2 separate regions of the Homo sapiens genome follow, and region 1 is linked to region 2. The links are chromatin contacts, found by Hi-C or POLR2A ChIA-PET in ENCODE. All regions are on one chromosome and are shown on one strand. The core of a region is the stretch at or near the end of the contact, and the rest is flanking DNA. Distances in the headings are between cores, read along the strand shown. Region 1 holds the start of CYP46A1 (cytochrome P450 family 46 subfamily A member 1). Region 2 overlaps LOC105370651 (a long non-coding RNA gene).

Region 1 (5,251 bases), core at 2,280-4,779, 2.0 Mb before region 2:
TGGTGATAGACTGGACACAGCAGAGCAGCCCTGGGAGAGAGGAGAGGCAATCCCCCACCGCCCACCACCCCACACCTCTCCAGCACATCCAGTTTCCTGCAACATCATGATTGGCTGAGTGGGGACCCAAGCTCTCCTGTGGGCAGAGAAAACCTTGGCCAGTGAACGAGGAGAGGCCATCTGGAGAGCCCACAGTGAAGTCACCCAGAGGGATGAAGGGAATGCTCCAGTAGTGGAGGAGCGGGCTACCCACTAGGGGTAGGCGTGAGGGTGAGGGACCATGATTGTGGCTCATGCCAGAGGGGCAGGGTGGCGAGTGCTCAGCTGGGCACCCAAAGCTCATCAGATGCACCACCCGCCAGAGCCAGCTGTGGGGCTCCCCCATGGCTGGCCACCCTGCTCCTTGCTGAACAGCCCCACCCCAGCAACTGGGCAAATCGGAGTGGAACCAGAACTGTCCAGGAGGAGTCAATTTATCCCCAAATAAATAAAAATTGGGAGAGAAAGACCTTTCATTGTCAAGTTTACATCCACTCCCACATTACCAGGAGAGTAGGGGCTGATGAGGGAAGTTAGAACAGTGACAGAGAAATAAAGAAGCTACAGGTGTTTGTGTGGGATCTGAGTGTGGGGGTCTGAGTTTTCAGCTGTTACACGGATCGGTGCAGTAGGATGTGGTAAGAAAAGCACAGAGGAGGGGCACTGAGGGAGGGCCTCCTGTAGAATGAGGAAGATGAAGAGTTGCCTCTTGCAGCGAGAGGGTTCCTTGCCTGCCAGCTGGCAAAGCCCTGGGGTACCCGGGGGCAAATGCTACTACTGGAGACTCAACACACAGATCTCTCGTCAACCACAGTATCGCCAATCATAGTTTAAAGATCCAGGCTTTTAATGTCAAGGCATCGGGTTTCTGCTAGAAGAGTTTCCAGAACTTTCATTTAGTGCAGTTTTATATTTGACCACTAACCAATTTTTAATCCAAAATCTTTTTATATATGCATTGTTCAGTTCACCTCCTTAGAATAAATAGCCCAATCATGATTATATTCATCTTCCTCCCACTGCTCCCTCCGCACCCCACACACTCAGGTCACATGTAGACTCTGTGGTATAAGATTTGGGAAGAATTTAGCCATAAGAAGGAAAGCAATAAGGATACATGCTACTACATGAATGAACTTTTGAAACATTATACTAAGTGAAAGAAGCCAGACACAAAAGGCCACATATTGTATGATTCCATTTATATGAAATGTCCAGAACAGGCAAATCCACAGAGACAGAAAGCAGATTCATGGTTGCCAGGGCTGTGAGGGGTGGGAGAAAATGAGGAGTGATGGCTAATGGGTACGGGGTTTCTTTCTGGGGTGACAAAACAGTTCTGAAATCGGTGGCGATGGCTGCACAGTGCTGTGAATGTACCAAAAACCACTGAATCATACACTAAAGAATACATTTTGTGGAATGCAAGTTACATTTCAATTTTTTTTAAGATGATTTAAATTCTGCTTTCTCAAGACACAGAGACCAGAACAGGTCATTTGAGTTTATGAGAAGACCAAGTAACGATGAAACTTATCAGAACAAGCACCAAACTCATTCAATTCTAAGTGCTGATGGCTTCTCTGAAAACTTGAGAGGGTGATAGTGTCCACCACGGAACTCACGGGAGATTTCCACCATTCAACCTTGAATTGCTATTCATAGAGTGTCTACTATGCATGTACAATGTGCTGCTACATGTCGGAGATGCAGCAGTGACTGAGACAGACAGGGGGCCCATGGAAAAGAGACACTTAGGAAAAACTTGCACAAATAATTGCCCAATTAACATTATGCTGTAAAGGAAAATTACAGTGATTTCAGGGTTTATAAAATGAACATAATATTTTTGGGGGAGCAGGAGGAACCTCCCTGAGGAGTTAGCATTGAAGCCAAACCTGGAAGGCTGGGGGAAGAAGCATCCAGGTAAAGTAGAAGGCAGAGGAGCTAAGCAAGGAGAGAGAGAGAGAGCACCAGAAGGGCAGAGAGCCAGCAGGGAGAACAGGTGCCTCCCTATGTCACCAGCCACAGAGATCTTTCCTGAACCCATCAAGCAGAGATTCAGGCTTCTAACGCCAGTACATCTGGCTTGTGCTGGAGATGGGTGCCTTCCAGAATATTCATGTCCTGAGATTTTAAAAAGTGTGTCTAATACAATTGTTTATTCATTCATTCAACAAATATTTATTGAGATCTGCAACACGCCAGGCACTGGGGATACACAAGCGAACACAGAGTGTCCCTGTCCTCCCGGGGCTCACATTCTAGAGGGGGAGACAGTCAACAGGTGAACAGACAGTCAACAGGTGGAAAGAAGGTAACCTCAGAGGTGATGGCCCCTGAGAAGTCTGGGGCTGGGTGGTCTTTACACAAGGTGCTGGGCAAGGCCTGTTTGAGACAAGCAGAGGAAGAAGCCCGCCAGGCCCAGGCTTGAGAAAAGGACCCGGGGGGAGGGAAGCTGCGGGGGGGGCGGGGGGAGGGGGAGGCTGGGAGAAGAAAGGCTGGGGGCAGTAGTGAGAAAGCAAGAGGAAAGAGCAAGCTGCAGAGTGGGTTCTGAGTGCTCGGCAGGGGCCTCGCGGGCCATGCAGCCGACTTAATTTAGAACTGCATTTAGTTGTCAAGTGATGGGAAGCCCTTGGAGCAGGGAAATGACACATTTAATTTAAGCTTCACAAAGCTAAGCTGGGGGTGGGGGGGGGTTGGCAAGTTGAGGGGGGTGTAAGTTGCGTGGGGGTGGGGACCAAGAATGCAATTGTAAGTACTAAGGAGAAGACAAATGGGGTGTCCCAGAACAGAAATACAAGCAAAAGGAAACATGACTGAAGTACAGCGTGCTCCAATCCAGGCTGACCCTGTCCAAGTCCCAAAGTTAACAGCGCCCACTTTGGAGGCAGGCTGACCTGGGCTTAAATCTAGGCTTACCAACCGTGTGACCTTGGGCAGGTGACTTCGCCTCTGAGCGCCTCAGTCTCCTCGTCTGAACGATGGGTTAACAATAGCGCCTACCTGAAAGGGCTGTGGCTGCCATCACGTTTGTGGGGCCCAGCTGTGCGCGGTGGGCGCCCAGCAGCTGCTGCGGCTGTGAGTAATTTGTTACTAAGAATAGTTAGCGCCCCTCTCGGGGCCGCCGACTCCCAGCGGCCGCGCGCACTAGGCGAGGCCGGACCCCCGGCCTGGACGCCGGCTTAGACGCTGTCCCCAGGCCCCCAGTCCCAGCACCCCAGCCAGGCCCCGCCCCCAGCCCCGCTCACCTGGGCCGCGGCGGCCCGGGGATGTGCTCGTAGCGGCTGCGAGCGCGGTGCACGAAGGTGCAGCAGAGGCCGAAGGCGAGCAGGACGGCGCTGCCGAGCAGCAGCAGCCCGGGGCTCATGGCTCCGGGGCAGGGCAGGCCAGGCCAGGGTCGGGCCGGGCGCCGAGGGGGCCGGGAGGCCGCGAGCCGACTCAGCTGTCAGCGCCGCGCGCCGCCTCGGCCCCAGGCCAGGCGCGACCCAGCACCCTCCCCGCCCGCTCGGCTCCGCCCCCGCCGACTCCGACCCCTCCCAGGGCGCACAGTCCCCGCCAACCACGTCTCCGCCTCCGGCTCCGGCGCTCCGGGCCCTCCCCCGCCCCGCCCCGCCCCCCAGAGCTCCGCCCCAACCTCCACACCGCCCCAGCCCAGGCCCCACCCCGAGCATGTGGTCTTCACCAATCACAACTCCGCTTCTGGCTCAGCCCCCCAGGCTCCGCCCCCACCTCTTCAGACTCAGGTCCGCCCCAGCAGCAGCTCCGCCCAGAACGCGTTGTCCCTGGCAACGCCGATCCTCAGCGCTCTGGCCCGGCGGCGGCGCGAAGTCCTGCTGGCTGGCTCCGCCCGCTTCGGCGCCTCCAAATAACGGCATCTTTCCGCGCGCGGTCTTAGGCCCCTTCCTTTTTCCCCCAAACCTGCCCGGAAACCCCATCCCAGCCTGCAAAAGTCCGCATAACGCCGACTGTTCCCAAACTTCTCCTTGGAACCCCAGACCCCCAAAGTTGTTCTCCAGTTGCCCCGGGGCGCCTCCTCCGCCCGGACAGTCCACGCCTAGCGCCCGTGGTCCGCCAGCGGGGCCCGCGGGCTGGTGGCAGGATCCTGCGGGACCCAGGGACGCCTGTGTCTGCGACCGAGAGCGCACGGCGTGGCCGGAGGCTGTTCTCCCAGAGACTCGGGGGCCTGCGGACCCTCCTAGACCAGGCGAAGCCCCATCTGAGGCGCTGGCTCAGGCCCGAAGGAGTTGGAGTTGGAGGGATGAAAATCTGGGTCCGCCCTCCAGGGAAAGCGGGAAATGTGCCGGGGAGGCGGGGGTAGCGGAGGAGAAGGTATTTTCGAAATAATGACCAGGGCTTCCCCCTCTGTCGTAACCCGCGTCTCCTTGCCCATCCCGTATGAAGATGAGGCCAATTCTGGGCGTTTTAGTTCCCAATTCCTATCCCGAGGGACCACCCAGCGTGAAAGTCGTGGCAGGGGAAGGCCAGGTGTGCCCACTCCTAGCCCAGGTAAAGGTCCCCCGGGCTGGAGGTAGAGGCCCAGGGAGTGTAGATGCTGCTGGGTTTCTGAGAAGAGGCAATGCCCCTGCCCCACGCTTGAGCCAGTCCTGGAGAGGTTGGGGGTTGGAAAACGAAGGGGACCTTGGTACCGCCTTCCCAGGTATAGTTAGGGACATGGGACATGGCTGTTAGGGGTGTGGGCTGAGGGGCGACGGAGACGGCCAAGTCTTAAGAGCCGTGCCCAGCACGGAGGAGGCGGGACTTCTGCCCTCGGGGCCACCGCAGCCTGGACAGGTGGGCAGCAGAGCATCCATCCCCCCGGCGCCTGGCCCGGCCGCCCAGTTGGACTCGGGGATGTTGGCTTGCTATGGCGCCCCCGTGTGGCGGCGGTGACAGGCAGCCGCAGGCCCACAGGGTAACTCAGGCTGGCCCTGCTGGGGTGAGGTGTGGAACGGAGCCACCAGGTCCCCTGTGGGCTGTGAAAGCTCCGGGGCTTGAGGGCAATTTGGAGGGAGGATGAGGCTGCAAGAAGGAGGGTGTGGATTCCTGCGCACTGGAAGGTGGGTTGGGGTGGTTAGCTAGAAAAGAAATGTGACGGCATCACATTTAGTATCCAGTTTGTGGAACGGCTCCCTGAGATTACACAGTGCATCGCACTGTCTGAAGAGGACTTTCTCTTGCCTTGTCTCTCCAGACCCCTGGAACAATGGTA
Region 2 (4,952 bases), core at 1,583-4,082:
GAATGATACTAGCACATAATACAAAGCCCTTTGACTGAAAAGTAAAAAGAAAAAAATGCATGGAAACAGGCTGATAGTTGCTTCTCCATTGTCTACTGACTTCCCTTTGCTTGTGAATTACTAAATTCCTTATGAGAAGGTGAACTTACACTTCAAGAGAGTGCTCTGTGGTCTCAGCCTTTACCAATCACGTTTGCCAATTATTTGGTTTGAAAATAGTGAGTATAGAGTTGTGTGATTAGAAAAAGGGTCCTCACAGCCCAGCCTGATGGCACTGAGGCCCCACAAAAAGACAGCGAAGAGGGTCATATGGTGGATGTTAGCAGACCAGGAGACTATGGCTCCGCAGAGACGAAGATGCTTCCCACACCCTATTCTGCCTGTCTGCAGAGTCTATTTCTGGAACCCTAGGGTTACCTGCCACAGATGCTGTTGGAGCCCAGGTCAGGACACACATGTGCCCAGTGTGTGTCACAGCCACTCACATGACATGATGAAAGAACCATCACTCTGCTCCTTATATAAGGGGCTTCTGATAATAAGCAGCCTCAGAGATCTAATTATTTATCTGGAGGGAAAAAGCGATTGTGTTGGTTTTGCCTAAATGCTCAAAGTTTCATGAGGAAAATATTAACAAGGACCTGCTTCCGGGTTGCGGCATCTCACGGGGGTTGACAACCCTTCCCCCAAACTGCGGAGGGGAGGCAACAGGAAGGACCTGGGCATCCACAGGGAATAATCACATTTTGGGCCACTGTTTATGCATGTTGTCAGCAGAGAGAAGAGAAAAGCAACAAAATCTGCTTTTCATGGGCAGAAAGCAAATCTAATGTTCCGGTATTTACAACTTCAATATTGATAGAGTCTCTTGCCTCTGTAGAACTGAATCACAGGAAAACATGTAATCTTTCCTGGCCCTTGTTTGGATAGGGCAGAGATAAATTAAAAAGTTACTTTTTCCTCCCTTTACATCAAGCAGTACAACTTATTTCTGTAATCAACATCAGTGAGATTCACCTTTCGGGAAATCAGAATTTTCTCTTCAGCCACAAATCCATTTTAGGTAAACATCATTGACCACCCACATGTAGAGACGCTTTGTTGGGAAAATCACTTTCCCTTTTTTCCTTTTCTTTGTGATTTTGTAGCAATGTATGGGAGGGTGCATTCCACTAAGAAAGTCTATTGTTCTCTAGACTTATTCCACGTAGGACAATGGAATCGAGGTTTGTTTTGCTGAACATACATTATAATTTCCATAAATACAATTACATTCCAGTGGAAAATATTCTGCAATAGAAGTTCAGTCGCCTGCATAACTGTAGTGTTGGACATAGAAAATGAAGACCGTGTCATTCCCTGAGACGATCAAACGATTACTAAATTTTTTCAAGTTTTCATATTGAGGGGATACTCAGTCATTTGTTTAATAACTGCTCACCAAGTGGCTGTTACACGACAGTCATCGTTCTAAGTTCAAAAGGTACAAAGGAGACATCACTCCTGCCTGCGTAAGGTTTTCTGTCTGCAGAAAGAAATCAGATTTGGACTCAGCTCTCACACCTGATTAGCACTATGAATATCATGTAGGTGGGATTTGGAATGCATAGGGATCAAAGGAATGTGATTTAATCTTTACAATCACCTGGAGAGGGTTGCAATATTACTCACATTTTATAGTTTTATGGCTGAGAAAGGAAATGCTTAGAGAGGTCAAGCAGCAGCCCAAGGCTACAGCTAGAAAGTAGCAGATTCTGAACCTATATATGTGTGGCTTAGAGCCTAGGTACTCTCTTCCTTCAGGAGGACAAAAACAAGGATTGCTATGGTGTTTGCAGCTGTCCCTAAAATTGTCTTCATATAATACAATTTTGATGTTGGTGATACCAGGACTGGGTTTGAGTGTTTGTAAATGTACTGGGGTAGGTTAACCACAATCTCCTGTTATTCTTAATGGTATGAACATGTGTCTATTCAAAATCATTACCATTTGGAAACAACAGAAATATCCAATGCAAAGAGTAGGTAAATCATGTATCATCCATATAAAATCATAATATGCAGATATCTGACATATTATTACAAAAGTATACAAAGTTTTTAAATGAATATCAAACAATGAAATGGAATTGAAAGGTACAAAATTGTGTGTGTGTGTGTGCATTCACAATCCTTTGTAAAATGACTGTATGAAAAGAAATGAGAAGAAAAATACCTAAAATATTAACATGAGAAGTACATTTTAAAATTCATTTTATTTTTCCAAATGTTATCCAATATATATTCATTGAAGTAATAAACTAAAATACAAGTCATTTTATCAAAGCCATCTGTACTCACTAAGAATAGTCAATAAATCACAGCATTTTTAGACTTAATATCAGTCAAGAAGAGTCACTGTCAGCTTTTCTCCTTCTTGGTTTCCCCCTCAGGTGGTCTACAACTGATATTTCATGTCATATAAACACACTGAATTTTGCAATGAAAGAAATGTGTAGAATTGCAGTTGCATTGGAATATGATGGAGAGATGTATTTTTAAATATATCAATGTTTATCTCTCTCTCTCTAGCTATCTCTGTCCTATCTATCTATCTATCAATCATTTCTCTTTTTCTTAATTTTAAGGAACAAATAATTTACACTTCCTGAGCACTAACAGTGTCCCCGGCACTGAACTTGAATTATTGCACTGAATCCTCCTGACAGCCCTATGAGGAAATTATTATAGACACCCCCATCTAATGTGACATATGCAAGCCCACATTGTCAGCAAGGGGCAGAGCCAGGATGTGCATCCGGGCAGCCTCTCTCCACCCCTCCCCTCGCAGTCCCCATCAGTTGGTTTTGTTACTGTGCCTTTCTCTTGAACACAGCCCTTGGCGCTGTCCCTGGCTCATGGCGGACACTCAACACTCAGCCACGGTTGTTGCTGCTACTATTACTATTCACTTCTTATTTATTCTTACATCACCTTTTGTGGGTTGTTATACCCAGTGCTTTTTCTCCTGTTTATACCTGTTTGAAAAAATATAAAGAATCCTTCAATTTGAAGATTTTTGGTTTATCAAATGCAGAAGAAGGAAGAGGATATTTATATAAGTTTTTCAAGATGAATCTTTTAGAAAACCTACAAATCAAATATTCATTCCAGCTAGGGCAATAGAAAATATCTATACTGTTCTACAGTGAACTTCCCTTTTCTCCAGGAATGTCTGCTATGGAACGCGACCATCACTGGCAACTTCTACAGGAGGGCCTGCTTAACAAGCTTTACCAAGGTCCAGCCCACACTCTTTAAACTGGCCTAGAAGGTCCTTCCTACTCTGCCCCTAACTTCCCTTCCAGCCTCTCTTCCTGCCCTAACCCGTTCTTAATCCATCAATTCCCCCATACAGCCAAACCAAGCCATGCTCACTGACTCATGCCTTCCTATTTCGCACCTCTGGGTCTGCACAGATTCTTTGAGCTGACAGTGGACACATCCTCTAAGACGCAGTGGAAGCATGAGGTCTGGGAGGGGCCTCCAGACTCTGGCCCAGCTCAAGATTCACTCTTCTCTTCCTAGAGGTCTTCCAGTAGAGTATCCTTTCCCCATATGCTAACTAATATCCCTGAACAGCATCACCTTCTCTAGACTAGGAAGCTTTGGGAGCAGGATCTGAGTTCTGGGCATTCTCAGTGCCCAGCATGCCAGTGGCATATGGGTGGGGATTAATGAGGACTTGTTAGGGTACAACTTTGGTGGTCAGGTCAATGAAGCAGCATTGATAACTCCACTTAGATAAATGAAGCAAAAAGGGAAGTTTATCCTGAAGATAATGAGACGTCACAGGGAGCTTAAGAAAGGAACACTGGTAGTCTTCACGAATGGATAGAAAAAAGATCCTCATGTCAGGTGCTTTCAGGCCCTCTCAGCTTTTGTCCATGTCCCTTATTTCCTCTCCCTCTCTCTCTCTCTCCTTCCCTCCCACCATCCTTTCATGCCCCCTCCCCTCTCTCCTTTTGTTTTTCATATCTACTTGATAAGAAATGTGGTAGCCAACACTTCAGCCAAAGTCTTCACATATCCCTTCTCTCTTCCAGACTTTCTCAACAAAACTGTACCCCATTTCCCAGTTTCTGTCTCAAAATTTCCTAGATAAGCCTTAGATTGGCTTATTTGGGGTTGGATGACCAACACGAGACCAATAAAACAGCCAGGGGACAGAGTAACATTCTACCACTAAAGTGGATTTTAAAATAACAGTAAAGATATGGACAGTCAAGCTGGGCAGTTACTAGAAAAAACATGATGAGAAGCAAATTATAAAGATGTCCTGTGCAGGTGTGCATGCGCACACACACACACACACACACACACTACCCAAAACATAGTAGGCCTGCCAAAATATTTGTTGAATTACTAATTCAATTATTAATACAGGTTTCATTATTGAGGAATACGTATTCATAATGGTGGCTTTAGTCCTGGAAAAATTCTCTGCTTCCTGTACCCTCAGAGAAGGAAAATGAATTTTCACTGCAGTTCAAATGCTTGCTGGGGTCAAAACACTCTGTTATCTTGAACATATGTCTAATGATATTTGCTTTAATGAAGAGCCACAGCTTACCTCCTTCTCCACAGCACTTGATCTTGCATTTGGGGTGTGGAAGGTCACCCAGCGTGTTCTTGCCCTCGGCTTTGGCTCACCCTGCTGGTGACGAGACCACAGAAGGATAATAAAGAATGGGACCCAGCCTTCCATTAATAGTTTGGCTGGGTTTCCATTGCTGCCCTCTCTCAGCTTGTGGTCCTGCAATGAGTTTCAGTCAAAAGCAAAAGGGAAGTGGTTAGTTTTAAAAGGAGTATCTGCACTTTAACAGCCACTGGAGTCTCTGCAGTTTGCCCATTGAGTTGCAGTGGGGTAGAAACACGGAGCACAGACAGGCACCAGGGCATCGCAGTTACAA

What was found. A loop is a pair of places that touch in the nucleus more often than their neighbours do. ChIA-PET counts read pairs that join two places held with the same protein, here RNA polymerase II (POLR2A).
Region 1: a loop to region 2 is called in a map of CD8-positive, alpha-beta T cell, with 7 times the contacts of the local background. The contact joins the promoter of CYP46A1 here to the enhancer-like site in region 2. A Hi-C loop is called at or near these places in 1 of 168 maps with a recorded cell type or tissue (CD8-positive, alpha-beta T cell). POLR2A ChIA-PET finds 5 or more read pairs at or near these places in 1 of 52 experiments (T-cell).

What each region holds. Positions count from the first base shown.
Region 1 is chr14:99,682,576-99,687,826 of GRCh38, reverse strand. CYP46A1 (cytochrome P450 family 46 subfamily A member 1) reads right to left here and starts at 3,529. Exons shown (of 15, transcript NM_006668.2): 1 at 3,291-3,529. The coding sequence starts at 3,409. RefSeq lists a silencer at 3,145-3,724 and an enhancer at 4,965-5,034.
Region 2 is chr14:97,707,636-97,712,587 of GRCh38, reverse strand. It overlaps LOC105370651 (a long non-coding RNA gene), which reads right to left. Exons shown (of 5, transcript XR_944186.4): 2 at 4,613-4,795. Among named protein-coding and RNA genes, the nearest start is that of LINC02291, 23 kb to the right of the region's middle. RefSeq lists an enhancer at 1-266. Within about 2 kb of position 2,832, at least 4 of the 41 ENCODE cell types and tissues checked have a DNase peak (open chromatin) inside an H3K27ac peak, as active enhancers do; they include CD8-positive, alpha-beta T cell, where a contact is called at or near this core.